7 separate regions of the Homo sapiens genome follow, and all the other regions are linked to region 5. A link is a contact called in ENCODE Hi-C or POLR2A ChIA-PET data. All regions are on one chromosome and are shown on one strand. Each heading gives the region's core, a stretch centred on a gene start or an enhancer-like site at or near the end of the contact. The rest is flanking DNA. Distances are from core to core; before and after follow the strand shown. Region 1 holds the start of USF2 (upstream transcription factor 2, c-fos interacting). Region 2 holds the start of COX6B1 (cytochrome c oxidase subunit 6B1). Region 3 has its middle 38 kb from the start of LSM14A. Region 4 overlaps LOC105372379 (a long non-coding RNA gene). Region 5 holds the start of ZNF302 (zinc finger protein 302). Region 6 holds the start of TMEM147 (transmembrane protein 147). Region 7 holds the start of KCTD15 (potassium channel tetramerization domain containing 15).

Region 1 (2,700 bases), core at 40-2,539, 590 kb before region 5:
CCGTTTCGCACTCTAAGAAACTTTCCTCTTAAGACACATCATTCCCATTTTGCGGGAAAAAAAAATTCCAAGAGCACTGTCCCCAGGTTTCACGGTGCACAACAGGGATCTGGCCCCATGCAGCCTGAGGCCTGAAGGCAGCATCCGCTGGGCGACACCTGCCCCACCCCCGGGGCTCCCCAAGAGCAGAGCCAGTGTCCCCTCTCCACTCCCTCCCCCCCCCACCCAGGGGTGGCAGGGCACCTACCAGCGGGAAGGGCGCTGCAGGACCTGGGGGCACAGAGGCAGCGGCGGGGCCCGGGCGCTGGGCTGCCCCGTCCACACCCACCTGGGTCACAGCCTGCTGCCCCCCCGCGAAGGCAGCGGTGGACACGACGCTGACGGCGCCAGCTGTGTCGCCCTGGCCGTCCAGCTGACCATCAGTCACCTGGACTACGCGGTATGTCACCTGCAGGGGGCGGCAGAGCGGCGAGGCCGGCGCTGGGGCCAGGTCCGAGCCTTCCCGGCGCGCCCGCCCGCCCGCCCGTTCGCCCTCGCGGCCCGCCGCTCACCTGTCCTCCATTTGTCTCTGTGCGGAACTGGTACTGGATGTTGTGGTCGCCGAACGCCGCCTGCTGGACGCTGGTGATGGCCACCGCTGTCTGCTCCTCCGCTCCTGGGCCGTCCCCGCCTGGGGCCGAGGAGGGTCGGGGCACGGTCAGGGCCGCGCCGAGCGCCCCCAGCCCTCCCCGGGCGCGGCCGGCCCGGCAAGCACTCACCTTCCTGCAGCTCGACGCCCTCCTCCGCCTCGGGTCCCTTGTCGTGGCTGCCAGGGGCACAGGAGGGAGCAGGGTCAGCGCGGCCCGCGCCCGCGCCCCCGCCCCCGCGCCCAGCTGCAGGGCCCCAGTCCCACCCGGCCGCGCCTGAGGCCGGGGGCGCCGCCGAGGCCGGGGGCCGGGGGCGGGAGGCGCCAGGTCCCCCCCGCGCCGGCGGCCTCCATTTTGAGCCGGGCCCGCGGCCGCTCGGGATCATGGCGGCCCCGGCCTGCAGGCCGCGGGGCCGGGGCCGGGGCCGGGGCGCGGGGGCACGGCCGGGCCGGGGATCTTACCTGGCGGCGGCAGCAGCGGTGGCCGAGGCAGCGGGATCCAGACCCGGGTCCAGCATGTCCATGGGGGGGGCGGGGGCGGGGGGGGCGCGGGGCCCGGGGGGGAGGGGAGGGGAGGGGAGGGAGGGAGGGGAGGGGGCGGGCGGCCGGGGGGGCCCCGAGCCCGGCGCTCACGCCGCGCGGCAGGAGGGGACGGAGGAGATACGGGAGCCGCTCGCGCTGATCACGGGGACAAACAGTGGGGTCATGTGAGGAGGAGATGCCGCCGCCGCCGCCGCAGCCGCCGCCGCTCCTGCAGCCGCTGCAGCCGCCGCCGCCTCCGCCTCCGCCCGCCCGCCGGCTCCGGGCGGCCCGAGGCTCCGGGACGCCGCGCGGCCGCCCCCAGCCCACCCAGCTGCCCGCCCGCTGCACGCGGCCCTCAGGCCTCCTTCCCTGAGCAGCCGCCGCCGCCGCGACTTTTTTTTTTGAACACGGCCCGCCCTGGCTGGCCGCCGCCAGTGCCCTGGATCGCCGGCTCGCGCGGCCGCCGCCCGGCTTGGCCCAGTCCGGCGGCGGATCGCTGCTGCAGCCGCCGCCGCTTTCTATTTTTCCCCCTTTTTTTTTTCCTCCTTTACTTGAGCTGCGCGCGCGCGGCGGCGGCGGCGGCGGCGGCGCGAGCCCCGGGGCGGACGCGCGCTGGGGGGAGGCGGCCCGGGGCGCGCGCGCTGGTCTGTCTCCGGGGGCGGGCGGGCGCGCGCGAGCCCGGGGCTCCGCGGGGCGCGAGGTCGCCGCGCGCCGCCCTGGTGAAACGCGGGTCTGGATGGAACGTCGGGGTACCCGGTGCAGGGGCTGGGGTCGTCGGGGGCCAGGTGGGCTGCCCGAGTTTGGAGACAGTAAAGTAGGTCGGTGGGGGGCTGGGGGGGATGGGCTGGAAGGGGAGAGGAGCGCGCGCGCGTCCCGGACGGCCAGCCTGCGGTGCGCGAAGGCGGAGGGCCGGGGCGCATGCGCACGCCTGGGCGGGGCCGGGGCGCGCACGCAGGCGGGCGGCGGCTGCGCGGGGCACGTTCTCCGGCCGGCGGCGCGGGCGCGGGCCGGGCCAGGCTGGGTCTCTTCCTCCCGGCCCCGGACTCCGGTGCCCCCGGGACGCGGCGCTTTACAGACGCATACGGGAGCAGCCCCGGTCCCCCGCCCCGCGCGGCCGAACAAATGGTTCTCTCCAGAGCTTGTGATTATACGTTTTATTAGACTCGGGAGGGGTATGGCAGGGCTTCATCAGTGTTCCTTCAAATTAAAAAAAAAAATACAAAAGCTACGTAGAAAACGTCAGATCAGACGACTAAACTTTCCCGACTCAGGGCCAAGTTCTGCAAGGGAGAAAGAAAGAAGGGTATGAGCCGCGGGGACCGGCTGGGGGCCCAGGGACGGTCTGGACGCCAGGGAGGGCGGCCCTCACCTTCTTGAGCCTGCGCTCTCGGGACGCCTGCGAGTCGGTCTCCGAGTACGGGGGCGGCGCGGGCGGGTAGTAGGCCTCTTCCTCCTCCTCCTTGTGGGGTCTCCTCCTCTCCTCCGACCCCTTCTTCCTCACAGCCTCCTCCAGTAGCCGCCCATCATAGGGGAGGTCCCCGGACCTGGAGCCG
Region 2 (2,700 bases), core at 174-2,673, 970 kb before region 5:
CACTTTGGGAAGCCGAGGTGGGTGGATCACCTGAGGTCAGGAGTTCAAGACCAGCTTGGCCAATATGGTGAAACCCCATCTCTACTAAAAATACAAAAAATTAGCTGGGCATGGTGGCGTGCACCTGTAATCCCAGCTACCAGGGAGGCTGGGGCAGGAGAATCACTTGAACCCAAGAGGCGGAGGTTGCAGTGAGCCGAGATTGTGCCATTGTACTCCAGCCTGGGCGATACAGCAAGATCTTGTCTCAAAAAAAAAAAAAAAAATTAAAATTAGCCAGGTGTGGTGGCGCGTGCCTGTGGTCCCAGCTACTGAGGCAGGATCGCTTGCACAGGGAAGCAGAGGTTGCAGTGAGCCAAGATTTCTCCACTGCACGCCAGCCTGGGTGACACAGTGACCCTGTCTCAAAAAAGGAGAAAAACAAAAAAAAGGAATGTCTATGATTTTCATTGCTAACAAAATCACCGCTGCTGCTAGTACTACCGAGGTTGCTGCCTCAAAAGGTTAGTAAAAACACAGATGCAATTCCACCCCCCACCCCAATTCAAGTACTAGCATTCCTTGAATTCTACCAACTCTGCGGACCCAGGGTTAAACACCTTTAATATAATGTCTCTGAAGAAGTGACAGTGTTCGTCGGGAGCCTGAGAGAAAAGTATCTATATTCCAGGGAATCCTAGGAGTCGTGGGGCTATACAGAGACTTGCAGAGCAGTGTCAAATTCAAGCGACGCAAGGTGGTGGTGGGGGTCTGGAGCACTAAAACAGTCTTTCGGTGGGGAAGTGGGGTGTAAAACACCAGCTGCTGGGGCACAGACGCAGTAGGAAGGATCGTTACCGGCGAGATCTCTACCCGGTATCTGAGGATGAGGGTGCATCGGAGATGACGCTGCGGCCCCTCCAACGTCCAAAAGGGAGGATGGACTGGACACCCGGGAGCCAGGCTGCGGCCCAGGCAAGCCGCGAGAGGCCACGCCTGTGAATTAGCCATGAAGAGCCCTGGAGGACAAACTCCTGGGCCAAATCCTGGTCGCTGTGTAGGTTCAGCTAGGTCGCTTGGTATCTCTGAGCCTGTTTACTGACAAAAGGGGATAATCGCAGGCCCTATCTCATAGGGCTGGTGGGAGAGTTAAATAAATTAATTAAAGTTGTTTGGGATGTTGCCTGGCATCAAGGAAGAACCGTATCATTGTTAGCTCTTACGATGAACAGAACAGGGCCCCGGGGTCCAGGGAGGCCGGACGCCGCCAGCCGGAAGCCTCAACCCGTTCTCAGGGAAGCTGGGGTCCGGCTCCTCAGCCCGCTAGACTGGGGTCCCAGGTTACAGAACCCTCCACACTCACCTAAAGGCACCCCGGATTCAACCTGCAGCTCAATGTGACCCTCAGCAAAGACACCACAGTCGGACAGGAAGCGGAACTACTACCAGCCGGAAGCTGAGAGAGGTGGGGACTACGGGAGTCTTGCGAGCGGCTTCAGCTCCCTCCCAGGAGGAGGCCACTGAAGTCATTCAAGCCACGCCCAGCAAGAGAACTACGACTTTCTATTGGGCTAAATGCTTGTTCATCCTCACTTCTGGCCCAATCGTGAGCTTGCGCGGCTGGGGCTCGGGCGCCCGTGGGTTACCCGATCTCATCACCTCTGTGTCTTCACTCGGAGAGAGTGTTATAGATCCCGGGGCTGGCTGGAGGGTAGGTGTGGAGAAAAATGTCCCAGCGAAAGTACTTTTATTCATGCAAGAAATATTTATTGAACGCTTTTTCTGTGTCAGGTATTTCTTTTCTTTAAATTTTTTTTTTCTTTTTTTTAAATTTTTGAGACAGGGTCTTACTCTATGGCCCAGGCTGGAGTGCAGTAGCGCGATCTCAGCTCACTGCAACCTCCGCCTCCTGGGTTCAAGCGATTCTCCCGCCTCATCCTCCCGAGTAGCTGGGATTACAGATGCGCACCGCTACTCCTGGATATATATATGCATTTTATAGAGATGGGGTCTTGCTGTGTTACCCAGGCTGGACTCGAACTCCTGGTCTCTAAGCGATCCTCCCGCCTCGGCCTTCCAAAGCGTTAGGATTACCGGCGTGACCCACCGTATCCAGCCATCAGGCACTTTACGGGTTGAGAAAGCACGCTGCACAAAACACAAAAATCCCTACCCTTAAAATATATATATAGAGAGAGAGACGGAGTCTCACTCTGTCGCCCAGGCTGGAGTGCAGTGGCACGAACTTGGCTCACTGCAACCTGCGTCTACTCGGTTCAAGCGATTCTCCTGCCTCAGCCTCCCGAGTAGGTGCGATTACAAGCGCACGCCACCACTCCCGGCTAATTTTGGTATTTTTGGTAGAGATGGGATTTCACCATGTTGGTCAGGTTGGTCTTGAACTCCTGACCTCAGGTGATCTGCCCACCTCGGCCTCCCAAAATGCTGGGATTACAGGCGTGAGCTGCCCTACCTGGCCAATTTGGCTTTTTTTTTTTTTTTTTTTTTTTTTTTTTCAGACAGAGTTTTGCTCTTGTTGCCCAGGCTGGAGTGCAGTGGTGTGATCTTGGCTCACTGCAACCTCCACCTCCCGAGCTAGAGCGATTCTTCTGCCTCAGCCTCCCCAGTAGCTGGGATTACAGGCATGCGCCACCACACCTGGCTAATTTTGTATTTTTAGTAGAGATGCGGTTTGTCCATGTTGGTCAGGCTGGTCTTGAA
Region 3 (2,700 bases), core at 103-2,602, 540 kb after region 5:
ATAGTATTGGCCTCTATGCTCATCATGAAGTGACCCCTTGGCCTCAGTAACTGTCCTCTACCCTGAGAAAAAGCAGATAGTATATGATTCCTTAACATATAATTCTACAGGACGCAAACTAATCCACGGTGACCAAAAGCAGATTCACTGTTATCTGAGGGACTGATACGGTAGGCTGTGACTGGGAGGAAGGATTATAAATGAGCAGAAGGAAACTTTTATGTTCATTCTCTTGATTGTGGTGGTGGTTTCAGGGATGTATACACACATATGTAAAAGGCAAACTGTATGCTTTAAATATGTACAGGCTTTACACCAGCACTTCAATAAGGCTGTTTAAAATTTTAAAAGGTGTGGGAAAGAACACAGGCCACACATGTGGTGGTGGAAATGGCCCAGGCTTTGCTATTAAAGTTGCGCTAGTGTCCTTTGTCAAGTCACTTAGAACTCTCAGCTGCAAAGATAACACCGCCCTGGCAGGGATTAAGAAATAGTGTACAGGCCAGGCGCAGTGGCTCACACCTGTAATCCCAGCACTTACGGAGGCCGAGGAGGGTGAATCACTTGAGGTCGGGAGTTCAAGCCCAGTCTGGCCATTATGGCAAAACTCTGTTTCTATTAAAAGTACAAAAATTAGCCAGGCGTGGTGGCAGGCACCTGTAATCCCAGCTGAGGCGATCACTCGAATCCGGGAGGCAGAGGTTGCAGTGTGCCGAGATTGCGCCACTGCATTACAGCTTGGGCGACAGAGTGAGACTCTGCCTCCGAAAAAAAAAAAAAAAGAAGAAAGTCAAGAAAAAAGAAATAGTGAACAGGCCGGATGCGGTGGCTCACGCCGGTAATCCCAGCACTTTTGGAGGCCGAGGTGGGAGATCTTTTGAGCCCAGGAGTTGGAGACCAGCCTGTGCAACATAGTGAGACCGCCCCCTCTACAAAAATGTCATAATTAGCCGGGTGTAGTGGCCTGCGCCTGTAGCCTCAGCTATTTGGGAGTCTGAGGCGGGAGAATCACTTGAGCCCCAGGAGTTCAAAGCTCCAGTGAGCTAGCTCTGGTCACGCCAATATACTCCAGCCTGGGCTACCAAGACCTTGTATCAAGAAAAAAAAAAAAAAAGAAAAGAAAATAAAAAGAAATAGTGAAAATTTAGGCGAATTTAGGTGAAGCACAGGGTATTCGTCCAGGTGTGACATGCAAGGTGGAATGGTGGCAGGCAGCCCGACTCAATTCCAGGCCCTAACTCATCTTGGATCTGTGACCTGAAGCACGTTCCTGAGCGTCTCCGTTTCAATGTCTCAATTGCAAAGCGGATTAAATGACTCAACACAAGTAAGACAGGAGGAGCGCAGGGGCTGGGGCGTTCTCGGTAAGCTGAGAACAAGCCGGGTGGACGATGACCTGACGGCGCCGGCGAGACCCCGGGCCGGTTGCTGGGGTCGCACACAGGCAGCCGGAGGGGCGCGCAGGAGGGTCCGGGGCAGGGGCCGGGAAGACTGGGCAGATAAGAGAGCCGGAACAGGCGAGGCGGCCAAAGAGGCATCCAGGAGCCGCGACAAACGTGCGGGCAGCGCAACAAGTGACCCGCAAAGCACCCAACCACCACCTTAACGCTACTTCCCAGCCTGCCCCGCGCCCTCGGGCGCAGGCGCAGTGAGGTGGGCGGGGGGCACGGCCCAGTTTCGGGGGGCACGACCCGGCCCCTAGCCCCACCCCAGCCGCGGCCACGCCCCTCGCCGCGCCTCTAGAGCGGGAGGCTCGGCTGCTGGTTTCAGTTTGCAGCTAGGGAAGGTGGGGACATTGCCAGTGTCGAGTGGGTTGATCCTCCCTGGGTCCCTCTGCAAATTTAGGACCGTGCCACGAGTCCAGTCAGGAGCGGGACGCCTACCCTGCGGCGTCGTGCGCGCTTCAGGGGCACTATTGCAAAATAGATGCAGCTCTCAGGCAGTTTGCTTGTTCCTGGGTGAGGAGTTTTTGGTTAAAAAACAGTTGTTCCTCCCCGAGTTTGTGAAAGATAATGTATTTAAAAAATAAAACAAAGAAATTCCCAAGTCCCATCTGGAAATAAAAGATAGTTTTAAAAGACACCTGCATTAGATTGCTACAATAAAGTTATGTTTTCGTATTTTTTTCTTGATACAAAACAAATTTAAAAAAATATATTTTTAGACAGAGTTTCACTCTTGTTGCCTAGGCTGGAGTGCAGTGGCGCGATCTCGGCTCAACCTCCGCCTCCCGTGTTCAAGCGATTCTCCTGCCTCAGCCTCCCAAGTAGCTGGGATTACAGGCGCACGCCACCACTCCCAGATAATTTTGTATTTTTAGCAGAGATGGGGTTTCATCATGTTGGCCAGGCTGGTCTCGAACTCCTGACCTCAGGTGATCCGCCCGCTTCAGCCTCCCAAAGTGCTGAGATTACAGGTGCGAGCCACCGTGCCCAGCCAATAAAATATATTCTTTTTTATTTATTTATTTATTTTTTATTTATTTATTTTTATTGATCATTCTTGGGTGTTTCTCGCAGAGGGGGATTTGGCAGGGTCATAGGACAATAGTGGAGGGAAGGTCAGCAGATAAACAAGTGAACAAAGGTCTCTGGTTTTCCTAGGCAGAGTGTGTGTGTCCCTGGGTACTTGAGATTAGGGAATGGTGATGACTCTTAACGAGCATGCTGCCTTCAAGCATCTGTTTAACAAAGTACATCT
Region 4 (2,700 bases), core at 34-2,533, 540 kb before region 5:
AAGTAAACGAATAAAGAATGGCTACTCAATAGACAGAGCAGCCCTGAGGGCATCTGGCTGCCCATTTTTATGGTTATTTCTTGATGTTACGCTAAACAAGGGGTGGGTTATTCATGTCTCCCCTTTTTAGACCATATAGGGTAACTTCCTGATGTTGCCATGGTATTTGTAAACTGTCATGGTGCTGATGGGAGTGTCATATTGAGGACGAACAGAGGTCACTCTGGTTTTGGTGGGTTTTGGCCAGCTTCTTTACTGCAAACTGTTTTATCAGCAAGGTCATTATGACCTGTATCTTGTGCTGACCTCCAATCTCATCCTGTGAGTTAGAATGCCTAACCATCTGGGAATGCAGCCTCATTTTACCCAGCCCCATTCAAGATGGAGTTGTTCTGGTTCACATGCCTCTGACACAGAGAGATTATATCCAGGTTTAAGGTTACATTGGTTGCAAGTGGTGGAGCTGAGCGTTGAACCCAACTGGGCTGGGTCTAGAGTCCTTGCTCTTAACTATCACTAGCAGAAAAATAATAATAGCAAAACGTTTTTCAGAGCAGATAATCTGTGCCTGGCATTATTCTGAGTATCAGGAAATCATGATCATGATCAACATCCATTGAATCCTTCCAGCAGCCCCATGAGGTAGATTCTATGAGGCATTACCTTCATTTCACAGAGGGGGGAAATTGAGGTACTGAGAGCATAGACAAGCCTGAGGTCCTCTATGGAGCAGCTGGGACTTGAACCTAGGCAGCGGGGTTCCAGAGTCCACATCTGCCACCCCCAGGGCCTCATCCCTGAGTCAGGGGTGAGGTCAGCCTCAGAGAACTTCATGAAGTAAGATGGAGGGAGGGGCCCAGGACAGCCCAGCAAGCTCACGAGTCATGTGTCCACCTTTCCCTCCTCTCCCCTCTTCCCATAGCCGGGTCCAGTCTTCCCAGAATTCACCTGTGAATAGACTGACCAAATGCAAGCTGGACCAGTGGGGTGAGTCCAGGCAAAGCCAGCAAAGAGGCCAGTGGCCCAGCCTGAGCCACAAGGCGGGGCTTGCCAGGGCCCACAGTGGCTGGTGTAAACCTATGCCAAGGAGGGCATGGGGGTGGAAGGGAAGACCCCCTCATTCCCCAGGGCAGCTGGGGCTCACTTCGAGTCCTGCCTCACGCACCTGCACGTGACTATAACCTTGACACTCATCAGACCTCTGCAAAACAATCCTCGTCCACTGCCCTGACAGGAAGCCTGGGCAAGATGCCAAGTCATATTTAATGCGTTTATGAGAAACCAAGACATGGCTATTTATAGCCCTTTGATTCATCTGCCAAGTGAGAACCGGGTACATGCAATGACATCTTACGAGTGGAAAGTAGGCAATGCCGTCTGCCCCTTACCATAGACAACAGGCACACCTTGCTGCGTGGGCTCAACAGGTTCTCACGCCAACCTGTGGAAATGCCACGGACAATGGTCCCCATTCTGCAGTGCAGAAACTGAGGCTTGGGAAGGGACAGTCACTTGCTTCATGGACAAAGTGTGGCAGGGCTGGGGATGGAATCCAGGCGGACTCTTAACTCACCCTGCAAGCTGTCTCGGCTACACGGTCCACACCCCACTGTCAACTCCTTTAAAGACAAAATTCTTGGCCGGGCGCGGTAATCCCAGCACTTTGGGAGGCCAAAGTGAGTGGATCATGAGGTCAGGAGTTTGAGACCAGCCTGGCCAATATGTTGAAACCCCGTCTCTACTAAAAATACAAAAATTAGCTGGGCATGGTGGCGTGTACCTATAATCCCAGCTACTCAGGAGGCTGAGGCAGAAGAATCACTTGAACCCAGGAGGTGGGGTTGCAGTGAGCCGAGATCATGCCACTGCACTCCTGCCTGGGTGACAGAGCAAGACTCCGTCTCAAAACAAAACAAAACAAAACAACTGTTTTCTGAATAGTTCATGGGACTCTTTGGAAACATTCTGCTTGTTTCCTGCCTTCTTTTTTCAGCCCTATCTCTTCTTTCTGGCCCTCTTCCTTCTTCTTTGATATTAAAATACTTTTCTTTTTTTTTTCTTTTGAGATGGAGTCTTGCTGTGTTGCCCAGGCTGGAGTGCAGTGGTGCGACCTTGGCTCACTGCAACCTCCACCTCCTGGGTTCAAGTGATTCTCCTGTCTCAGCCTCCCCAGTAGCTGGGATTACAGGTGTGCATTACGATGCCCAGCTAGTTTTTGCATTTTTTTTTTTGAGACAGAGTCTTGCTCTGTTGCCCAGGCTGGAGTGCAGTGGTGTGATCTTGGCTCACTGCAAGCTCCTCTTCCCGGGTTCACGCTATTCTCCTGCCTCAGCCTCCCGAGGAGCTGGGACTACAGGTGCATGCCACCACGCCCGGCTAACTTTTTTCGTATTTTTTTTTCAGTAGAGGTGGAGTTTCATTGTGTTAGCCAGGATGGTCTCGATCTCCTGACCTCGTGATCCGCCTGCCTCGGCCTCCCAAAGTGCTGGGATTATAGGCGTGAGACACCGTGCCCGGCCTAGTTTTTGTATTTTTAGTAGAGATGGGGTTTTGCCATGTTGGCCAGGCTGGTCTTGAACTCCTGACCTCAAGTGATATGCCCACCTCAGTCTTCCCAAGTACTGAGATTACAGGTGTGAGCCCCCAGGCCCGGCCTAAAATGCTTTATTTCTTGTCTCTCCTTTCTTCATTCCTTTCCCC
Region 5 (2,700 bases), core at 201-2,700:
AGACCACATGGTACAGTTTTGACAACCATAAACCGAATAACCTTACATTCCAAAGTTGCATTGTGAATTACAGTTTTAAAATGTTGGCAATCTAGAAAGTCTTCTAGCAGAAAACTGTAGAAAAGAGGAACACTGGGTGATGAGGACAATACCTTGGAGCTCTCCTGTGGGCTCCATTCTTCCTATAGTGAAAGGAACCATAGATCTAGTCCCTTAAATGGACTTGATTAGGTGGGAACAGGCAGGAGAAGCAAAGCAAACACACAGAGGCCTAATAAAGTGTTTCAGGAAGATTTGGGGACACACCGACTTACCTGAGACATTATTCTGCAATTTCCAATGGCCAACAGAGTCCCCTTTCCAGGTTCTTATCTTAGAGATGGGCAGTGTCCTGAGGGCACAGAAAGGCAGGAAAAAGCAGTCATGAAAAATCGGGCTTATCTTGCGGCACCTGTCACACACCTTAATGGAAAAGCACACTGGTAATCACTCGCCGGAGCGTCAATCTCTCCCTGGGAAGGAACAGGGTGTTTCTCCGCAAGGGCTATTTACCAGGTGCCACCTGCGGGGAAAATCAATTATTCTGTATACAAAAGACTCATAAAACAACGGTAACAACTTTATCAGCTCGTTCAGTCTTCACCACTTTGCAAGGTGTGCATTCATATTATTCCAGATTTTTTTTTTTTTTTTTTTGAGACGGAGTCTCGTTCTGTCTCCAGGCTGGAGTGCAATGGAGCGACCTCGACTCACTGCAACCTCTGCCTCCCGGGTTGAAGCGATTCTCCTACCTCAACCTCTCGAATAGCTGGGATTATAGACACGTGCCACCACGCCCAGCTAATTTTTTTTTGTATTTTTAGTAGAGACGGCGTTTCGCCATGTTCGTTAGGCTGGTGCGGTGGCTTACGCCTTTAATCCCAGCACTTCGGAAGGCGGAGGCGGGCGGATCGCTTGAGGTCGAGTTCTAAACCAGATTTATTTTTTAAAATGAAGACAAAACTGAAATTCCGAGATACTGAACCCATTTGTTCAAGGTTGCACAACTGAAAGCGCCGGCTTCATGACGACATAACCCAAAAAAAACTGTAGCTGGCGTCTGCTCTCGCGCCCACTTCGCTCTCACAACAGTGCCAAGAGGTCGGCGCCGTCATCACCCCGCGTTTACACGGCTCAACAGGAAGGCCAGGAAATGCCCAAGGCCCCGGCCGTGGTCAAACCGCGCGCGGACCCAGGGCCTTAGCCCCGCCGTCGCCGCGACCCACACTTGCCGGAGTCCTCAGCAGGGCCTCACCGTCCCGCAGGCGCCCCGAGCCCGCGCCTCCGCGGACCTGACGCGCCGCGTAGCTGGTGAGCGGGTAACGGCGGCCGACCTCCGGGAACGACACTGCCCCAAACCGTTCCTTAGCTTGGAAGCCGCCGCCAGGCCTGAAGCTATCGCGGGACTGACCCAGTGCACCGCCCACGGCGAACCACATTTCCCAGAATCCTCCCCCTGCGGTACAAATGTCCCGGAAGCCGCGAACCGCCGGCACCCGAAGACCACACTTCCCAAGGGTCTCTGCGGCTGCGCGGACCTGGTGCGCCGCGGGCAAACCGGTCACGGCTTTGTAAGTAGCTTAACCGCCTGGGGCCGTCGACCTAGAGCCGGCCAGCTAGGACCATGCGCAAATTGTCCTGGGGCACACAGTCGTCCTCTGGTGAACGATACAACTCGAAACCAAGGGACACCCTCTACTTATAAGGGCCATGGCGCCCGGACCAAGAAATTACATTTCCCAGAAAACTGCAGCCGTGCCAAGGTCTTCCGGGTCATTCCTGCGCTCACACAAACGTTTCCCTCCGAGACATGGGCAGCCCTTGCTGGTACCGCGCAAGTGCTCGCCGTTGCTAGCAAAGGGGCTCCTCTCATCCCAAACCCTGCCGCTATGCTGTTCACCTTCAGGTCTTTTTTTTTTTTTTTTTTTGGCACTCATTTGCCCAAGACGATAACTCACAAAACGCCCTGTGGCCCGACTGTCACGACTGTAGTTCGCCAACCAAGGGCATTTCCTGGAAATGCAAGGGGACACGTATCTGTGACACTAATGGCCGTTCTGACGTGCGTTACGCCCCTGGAAGGACTTGGAAATACTGAACTTGAGTGAGCACTGGGAGGATGGAGACCCTCATCCTGGGAGGAGTCACTCCTCCCGCAGCCATCACAGCCTGACGCCCCCTCTCCCCAGAAGTGCTTCTTAGGCCCACCCAAAAGGGCAATGGACCTCTCTGTATGCAAGCCAGAGCAGTCTACTGTTTGTGTATATTTGGGTTGTTTACTTTCTTTTTAACACTTAAATGTTAATTGACTTCAATCATTTTTAAAATTATAAATAGTGTCGCTATAGACTTTTTTGTACTTATTAAGTACTGACCTGCATGATCTTCGTGAAGCAGTGCTTCTGTTACCAGAAAGGGGTCCGGATCCGACCCCAAGAGAGAGTTCTTAGAGCTCACGCAAGAAAAAATCCATGGGAGAGCACAGTGCAAAGCCAAAGCAAGTGTATTAAGAAAGTAAAGAAACAATGGGTACTCCATTGTTAGAGCAGCAGCTTGGGCTGCTGGACTAGGGATACTTGTATTTATTGCTTGATGATGTGCTAAACAAGGGTGGATTATTCATGAGTTTTCCAGGAAAGAGGTGGGCAATTTCAATTTCTC
Region 6 (2,700 bases), core at 1-2,500, 870 kb before region 5:
CTCCAGCACCCCCGTGGAACCCAGGTGTCCCTTCTCAGGGGTCTGGGCTCCAGGCTGCTGTACGCACCGGGACATAATAAGCTCAGCAGTGGCCCAGCCCAGGGCAGCAACCATGATCTTGTACTCTCCCTTGCCGGCATTCCGGGACATGACAAGGTTTAGACCTATCAGGTCTGCCACATCCACGCTGGCCTTCATGAACTCCTGCGGGTCAGGTTGAGGCTTAAGTAAGCACAGGGGGACAGGGAGCCCCATTCCTGAACTCCCTTCCCTTCCCTGGCCCCTCTCACCCCAATGAAGTCATAGATGCCGCCTTCCCAGGTGGGAAAGAAAGTGGCCAAGAACAGCATCTGAGAACAGAAAGCAGAAAGAGGTCACTTCAAGGTGAGGGGATCAAGATAAACCACGTGGGATTTGTGGGAAGTTCGTGGGTAGGAAGAGGGCAGGACAGGTTCTGGGGGCCCATCTGGAAGAGGAACCACCAGATGGTGGCAAAATTACAGGAATCGGGGAGATAGAGGATAGGTCCCCGGGTCCCCGAGGGGGCTGGAAGTTTGAGTTCTGGGTGATCACAGGGCATCTGAGTCAGGTCTGAAGGTGCTGCTCCTTGGGCAGTGTTAGCAGCACGTACGGAATCAGTGATCACTCTTAACCGCACCAAAAAAAACCTGTTAGCCAACCACACTACTGAGGTTTTCTCAGTTTTACTAAGTGCTACGCAAAAGTTGCTTCTAGGTCTCTTCTCAGGTCGTGCCCTCTTTAAAGTCCATCCTCTCTAGGTATCCTGACGCCTCCCAGTGCGGAGTCCCGAGGGCGGTCCCACCGTGGGGCGGCGGGGGCGCGGATAGGCAACGGGGGCGGGTCCCTGGGTCTGCAGAGCCTGGGGGCCAGAACACGTGGCTTCCCGGTGGCCCTCACCTTGCAGAGTTGGACAAAGAGGTAGGTGACTCCAGCCTGGACGCATTTCCAGAAGGCGTTGTACTCGGACCTGGAGAAGCGGGAGGTGAGGGTCGGCCCGGGCCCCGCGCCCTCTCCGCCCCGCGCCCTTCCCGCACTCACAGGCCGCTGCACTTGTAGGTGATGAAGTAGGGGAAGTAGGCAAGAGCGAAGCAGTTCCCGAAGTGAAACAGGGTCATGATGCCGGCCGCCCGGTCCCGCCCGCGCGGGGATCGCGAGGCGGCGTCTCCGGGAGCGGGTCTCCGGCTCCGCCGGCTCTTTCGCCACGGCCAGGGCCTGGCACCCACCTGACTGGCGGGGGCCCGCGCGCGACCTTCTGGGAGCAGTAGTCCCGGCGCGGGGCGTCGCGCCCAGTGACGTCAGAGAGCCCGTGGCCGGCCCTGGGTCCCACCGCTGCCGGCCCAGCGCTTTGGGGAGTGACTTCCGGCCATGCGGGGCCTCTACCGCTGCCATCGCGGTCCCGGTCTCCTGAAGTGGAACCCGGCTTGGAGTCGAGCGCGACCCCTCGCCCGTGGGCGCAGGCGATCGAGTAAGGGTGGGGCGGGCCTCAAACCCGGATCAGAACCCGCCCTGACCGGCGCAGAGATACGGGACGCAGCCGTGAGCACTGTTTTTTATTTCACCATGGACCCATCGGCGTGGGGCGCCCGCCCCGGGTGTCCTTCCTCCCCCGGGCAGCCAGATGCTGGAACGGGAGGCACATGTTCCGGCCCCGGCCCCTGGGAAGGAAAGAAAGGACCTTCCCGTTTCACTTGTCTCGGCTGAACATGTAGCGGAGGAGGTCGACCACCCGGTGACTGTAGCCATATTCGTTGTCGTACCTGTGGAGGAGGGGTCGGGAGGTTCAAGGGGGTTCCTTCCGACCACCCCTTAGTTCCCCTCCCTCTAAGTCTCCAGCTCCTTCCCCCTTACCATGAAATGAGCTTCACGAAATTGTCATTGAGCGCAATGCCGGCCTTAGCATCGAAGATGGACGAGTGGGTATCACCGAGGAAGTCCGTAGAGACGACCTGGAAGTCAGAATTTCAAAGATAAGTGTGTCCGGCAGAGCAAGGACCTCCAGGAGCTGAGGCCCCGACTCTTAACTCTATCGCCCATCCATGCATTCATCTATAATATTTGATGTAGCCCTACTGTGTCCAGTCTCTGGACTGGAGGGTATGACCAAGTGCAGGGTATGACCAAGGCACTGTGTCAGGGTCTGGCCAAAGGGCACAGGTCACAAACACCCTCATGCTGTACCAGTACATCCCTTTCCTAGGAATAATGCAAGCGTTTGGAATGGGCCAGCATGGAGGGCCTCTCTGAGGGGTGGCCATGAGCCTGGGTCTAGATGACTAGAAAGATCTGACCGGCTGGGGCCCTCAGCACAGTGTCTGAGGTAGAAGGAGCTGCAGGAAGGGAGGACCTGAGGGTTTTAGCCCTAGTGTCATGAAAGGCCACAGGAGTGTTTTCAATCCTGAAAACGGGTGATGCAATGTGATTCCATTAAAACAAAAGATCCCAGTGACTGTGGGAAAGTGGACCTGCAGGAGTTAATGCAGGGAGACAGCACCAAGGTGGATGTACAGGGGTCCACCATGACCATGGCATCCACTCCTCACAGAGAAGGCATCTGGCCATGGCCTGGCCCTGAGCAAGTATTGAAAAAAATGGGAGCTGTTGTCTTTTGTTCACTAAGCATGTATTAGTCACCTGCTGTATGCCAGGTTGGAGCCACAAAAGTGAAAAGGCAGCCCCTAA
Region 7 (2,700 bases), core at 26-2,525, 880 kb after region 5:
GCCCCGGAGAGGCAGGCGGGCCACCTGGTGCGCGCCAGCCTCCCCACCCCCCCCCTCCCGCCTCCGCCGCGGAGCCAGCCGGCCGGTGTGAACTTAGGGGCGACGGGAGAGGGCTTGGGCCAAGGCTGGAGGCGCCGCGGGGCGGGGTGGCCGCGGCACCCGAAGCGCGGGGCTGGGCTGGGAGGGGTTGCCGCGGAGGCGGGGCGGGGACAAAGTTAAATCAAGAGGCAGACACTTGGAGACCACAGATGGGAAGCTCGCCTAATTAAGGACGTAAAAGCGCTTTTGTTCTCAAAGTTTATTGTTGCCGGGATTAAAAAAAAATTAATTGAAACTAATGCTGTTATTCACTCGTGCAGTTAAATTCCTTCATGCACATTTGAGATACGGAGCGAAAACTTGAAGCTTATCTTTCTGCAGTCGCGGGTGGGGGCCGCCGGAAGACAGAAAGGCGCTGCAGAGGCGGGGGTCCGCCCCCGGGTGTGTTTGCGAGTGTGTGCCGGGTGCGCGCGTCCAGGTCAGGGGGTGCGGGCGGGCAGCGGGGAACCGGATCTGCAGGCGGCGATCCCTCCCATCGCGGCCCCTCTCCCAGCCCCAAACCCTGCGCGCCCGGGACCACCACCAGCGCGACAGCCCCTCCTGCCAGGTTTCGGACTCGTGGGGTGGGCGTCAGAGGACGCACATCTGTCCCACTGGAGACTTTCTCTGATTTTGGGCGCCAAGCCGGGACTTGTGCATCCCGAAGCCCCAGTTGCGTGAGCCCGTTTCTGACCCCGGAAACTCGCCAGCTCTGCAGGGCGCTCGGCCCAGAACAGGGGCCAGAGTGCGGGGACCTCCACAAGCGCGCGCGCGCGCGCGCGCACACACACACACACACACACACACACACACACACACCGCGCGGCAGGAAGCTCCGAGACCGCCCGCGTGGGGAGGGTCCACCCGCGGCCAGGACCAGCCCACGTGGGCAACCCCACTCTTGCACCAGGCCTTTGTGCTGGGCACCCCCGCGCCGCCAGCCCCCGCCGCCCAGCAGAGGGACAAAGCGGCCGCCCCCGCCCAGGTCCAGACCCTGGCCGGGCGACTTTCTCGGTATCGCAGCCACTTCGGGGCAGGGTTGCGCGGCTCTGAGCGGTGGCCGCCCGCGCTGAGCTTACCTCGGAGCCGGCAGATCGGGCTCGGGCGCAGCCCCCGCCCCACGCAGCTGCCGGTCTCGGGCGCCGGGCGCAGCTTCGCCGCCTATGCTCGCTGCGCGGGTCGCTCCGGTCTCGTCCTGGAGTTACTTTCTCTCTCGCCCCCAACCCTCCCCCCACCCACCCCTCCCGCCCCGGCCCCCGCTTCACGCGGCCCCTCGCGGCGCGGCGCGCCGGGGCCTCCCCTCCCCACCCTCCCCTCGCCTCCTCCCCTCTTCGCGGCCGCCGCCTCCGCCGCCGCCGCCTCCTCCTCGCGCCGCTCTCCGGCTGCCCTCCCGCCGCTCCCACCTCCTCTCCTCCCTCCTCTCTCTCCGGCGGCCTCCCTCGATTGCTGGAGAGAAAACCAGCCCCCCACTCCAGCCCCTAGCCAGCGCCTCGCCGCGGCCCAGCCCGGACGTAAAGGGCAGCGATCCGGCCCCAAATTACCCAGCGCGAACGGGCGCGCGCGGCGACTCCTGGCTCGGGGCTCGGCTGCGCCGCGGGGCAGAGGATTAGAGTCGCAATTAGCTCCGCGCGCCCGCGCCTGGCGACAAAAACGCGCCGTTTCCCCTCCTTTCGCCGGGCGATCCCCACCCGCCTCTCCCGAAGCCCGCGCCTTCCCGCCGGGGCCGCGGCCAGGACCCTCCCGGGAGCGGTGCGCCCAGGCCCCAGCGCCCTCCGCGGCCCAGCCCCCCGCCCCCCGCCGGCCGGCCACGCGGCGCCCGGGCCTCCTCCGGGCTCGGGGAGGGGGCGGGGGAGAGGCTGATTTTAATCATTGTCATTTCATCTGATGTAATATTTCCCCGGGCGCTTTCAGCTGGGCATAAATTTTCGGCTCCCAAATAAGTAACACAGGGCACGTTTCTCACATTTCTTGACTCCTCGGTTACAAAGAGGAGAGCAGCCGCCGCCGCGGCGCCCGGGGCTGGGGGCGGGACTTGGGAAGAAACTGGGCTGCCAGTCGGTCGGGGCTGGAGCGGAGCCGGGGGCCAGGCCGCCCCTCCCCCGCTCCCTGGCCGCCCTCCCAGGGTCTCTGCCCCGCTGCCCCTCTCCCGTGACGTCTGCGGACACGCGGTCGGCCGCCGCGGGGGAGGGACGCGCTGGGGCACCGGGCCGACCGCTCGCGGCTAGACGCGCCATTTCCTTTACGCGCGCGGCGCGATGGAGACGGCGGCAGCCAAGACTCCCCGCGGCCGAGGTCCGCGCCCCGGACGCCCCTCCCCAGTCTCCGCTTCGGCCGCCCCTTCCTCCTTTTCTCCCACTCCCACTCCTCCTCCCCTTCCTCTTCCTCCTGTTTCCTTTGCGCCCCGCCCGTGCCTCCTCCTCCTCCTCGGCGACCATTTCCCGGCTCCTAGGAAACGGAGCGCGCGACTGGCCGGCACTGCGCCCCCGCCTGGCTCCAGGGACGCCCGGGCCGGAGACCGGCTGGGACCGCGGGGCGGGTGCGCACGGGCCGGAACGGCGCCTGGGTCCCGACCGCCGGCTCCGGCCGGGCCTGGACGCCCCCTAGCGGCCGCACTCCCGGGGT

Evidence for each region. Hi-C counts contacts between places; a loop is a spot of excess contacts on that map. ChIA-PET counts read pairs that join two places held with the same protein, here RNA polymerase II (POLR2A). Pooled maps may share reads with other maps.
Region 1: a pooled map shows a loop between it and region 5 (13-fold over the local background). The contact joins the promoter of USF2 here to the promoter of ZNF302 in region 5. A Hi-C loop is called at or near these places in 13 of 50 pooled maps.
Region 2: a map of sigmoid colon shows a loop between it and region 5 (4-fold over the local background). The contact joins the promoter of COX6B1 here to the promoter of ZNF302 in region 5. A Hi-C loop is called at or near these places in 2 of 168 maps with a recorded cell type or tissue (ascending aorta and sigmoid colon) and 8 of 50 pooled maps. POLR2A ChIA-PET finds 5 or more read pairs at or near these places in 1 of 52 experiments (HEK293).
Region 3: a pooled map shows a loop between it and region 5 (14-fold over the local background). The contact joins the enhancer-like site here to the promoter of ZNF302 in region 5. A Hi-C loop is called at or near these places in 1 of 37 single-sample maps with no recorded cell type and 9 of 50 pooled maps. POLR2A ChIA-PET finds 5 or more read pairs at or near these places in 3 of 52 experiments (activated CD4-positive, alpha-beta T cell, activated T-cell and activated naive CD8-positive, alpha-beta T cell).
Region 4: a loop to region 5 is called in a map with no recorded cell type, with 17 times the contacts of the local background. The contact joins the enhancer-like site here to the promoter of ZNF302 in region 5. A Hi-C loop is called at or near these places in 1 of 37 single-sample maps with no recorded cell type and 7 of 50 pooled maps. POLR2A ChIA-PET finds 5 or more read pairs at or near these places in 1 of 52 experiments (OCI-LY7).
Region 6: a loop to region 5 is called in a map of ascending aorta, with 4 times the contacts of the local background. The contact joins the promoter of TMEM147 here to the promoter of ZNF302 in region 5. A Hi-C loop is called at or near these places in 1 of 168 maps with a recorded cell type or tissue (ascending aorta) and 10 of 50 pooled maps.
Region 7: a pooled map shows a loop between it and region 5 (4-fold over the local background). The contact joins the promoter of KCTD15 here to the promoter of ZNF302 in region 5. A Hi-C loop is called at or near these places in 7 of 50 pooled maps. POLR2A ChIA-PET finds 5 or more read pairs at or near these places in 2 of 52 experiments (activated CD4-positive, alpha-beta T cell and activated naive CD4-positive, alpha-beta T cell).

Annotation. Positions count from the first base shown.
Region 1 is chr19:35,267,551-35,270,250 of GRCh38, reverse strand. USF2 (upstream transcription factor 2, c-fos interacting) reads right to left here and starts at 1,289. Exons shown (of 10, transcript NM_003367.4): 1 at 1,088-1,289; 2 at 759-805; 3 at 552-670; 4 at 248-448. The coding sequence starts at 1,149. It overlaps LSR (lipolysis stimulated lipoprotein receptor), which reads right to left. Exons shown (of 10, transcript NM_205834.4): 9 at 2,517-2,700; 10 at 2,287-2,427. The coding sequence ends at 2,392. RefSeq lists silencers at 221-540, 681-870, 2,029-2,178, 2,279-2,348, 2,429-2,508.
Region 2 is chr19:35,647,046-35,649,745 of GRCh38, reverse strand. COX6B1 (cytochrome c oxidase subunit 6B1) reads right to left here and starts at 1,423. Exons shown (of 4, transcript NM_001863.5): 1 at 1,343-1,423. RefSeq lists enhancers at 1,162-1,211, 1,372-1,431.
Region 3 is chr19:34,133,488-34,136,187 of GRCh38, reverse strand. No RefSeq gene overlaps it. Among named protein-coding and RNA genes, the nearest start is that of LSM14A, 38 kb to the left of the region's middle. RefSeq lists an enhancer at 901-1,436 and a silencer at 1,420-1,829. Within about 2 kb of position 1,352, at least 38 of the 41 ENCODE cell types and tissues checked have a DNase peak (open chromatin) inside an H3K27ac peak, as active enhancers do.
Region 4 is chr19:35,212,659-35,215,358 of GRCh38, reverse strand. The region is part of intron 2 of LOC105372379 (a long non-coding RNA gene); the gene reads right to left. Among named protein-coding and RNA genes, the nearest start is that of FAM187B, 15 kb to the left of the region's middle. RefSeq lists enhancers at 1,333-1,382, 1,423-1,622. Within about 2 kb of position 1,283, at least 25 of the 41 ENCODE cell types and tissues checked have a DNase peak (open chromatin) inside an H3K27ac peak, as active enhancers do; they include OCI-LY7, where a contact is called at or near this core.
Region 5 is chr19:34,676,428-34,679,127 of GRCh38, reverse strand. ZNF302 (zinc finger protein 302) reads right to left here and starts at 1,450. Exons shown (of 5, transcript NM_001289187.2): 1 at 1,025-1,450; 2 at 315-391. The coding sequence starts at 323. It overlaps SCGB2B2 (secretoglobin family 2B member 2), which reads left to right and starts at 1,969. Exons shown (of 4, transcript NM_001025591.4): 1 at 1,969-2,700. It also overlaps the pseudogene ZNF807P and the pseudogene SCGB1B2P. RefSeq lists a silencer at 1,202-1,261 and enhancers at 684-1,580, 1,712-1,771, 1,822-1,921, 1,581-2,478.
Region 6 is chr19:35,544,176-35,546,875 of GRCh38, reverse strand. It overlaps TMEM147 (transmembrane protein 147), which reads right to left and starts at 1,250. Exons shown (of 7, transcript NM_032635.4): 1 at 1,060-1,250; 2 at 919-988; 3 at 291-350; 4 at 68-204. The coding sequence starts at 1,136. It overlaps GAPDHS (glyceraldehyde-3-phosphate dehydrogenase, spermatogenic), which reads right to left. Exons shown (of 11, transcript NM_014364.5): 10 at 1,870-1,967; 11 at 1,557-1,778. The coding sequence ends at 1,706. TMEM147-AS1 (TMEM147 antisense RNA 1) reads left to right here and starts at 847. Exons shown (of 4, transcript NR_038396.1): 1 at 847-939. RefSeq lists a silencer at 669-1,248 and an enhancer at 941-1,633.
Region 7 is chr19:33,795,445-33,798,144 of GRCh38, reverse strand. It overlaps KCTD15 (potassium channel tetramerization domain containing 15), which reads right to left and starts at 1,275. Exons shown (of 7, transcript NM_001129994.2): 1 at 1,158-1,275. RefSeq lists a silencer at 2,577-2,696.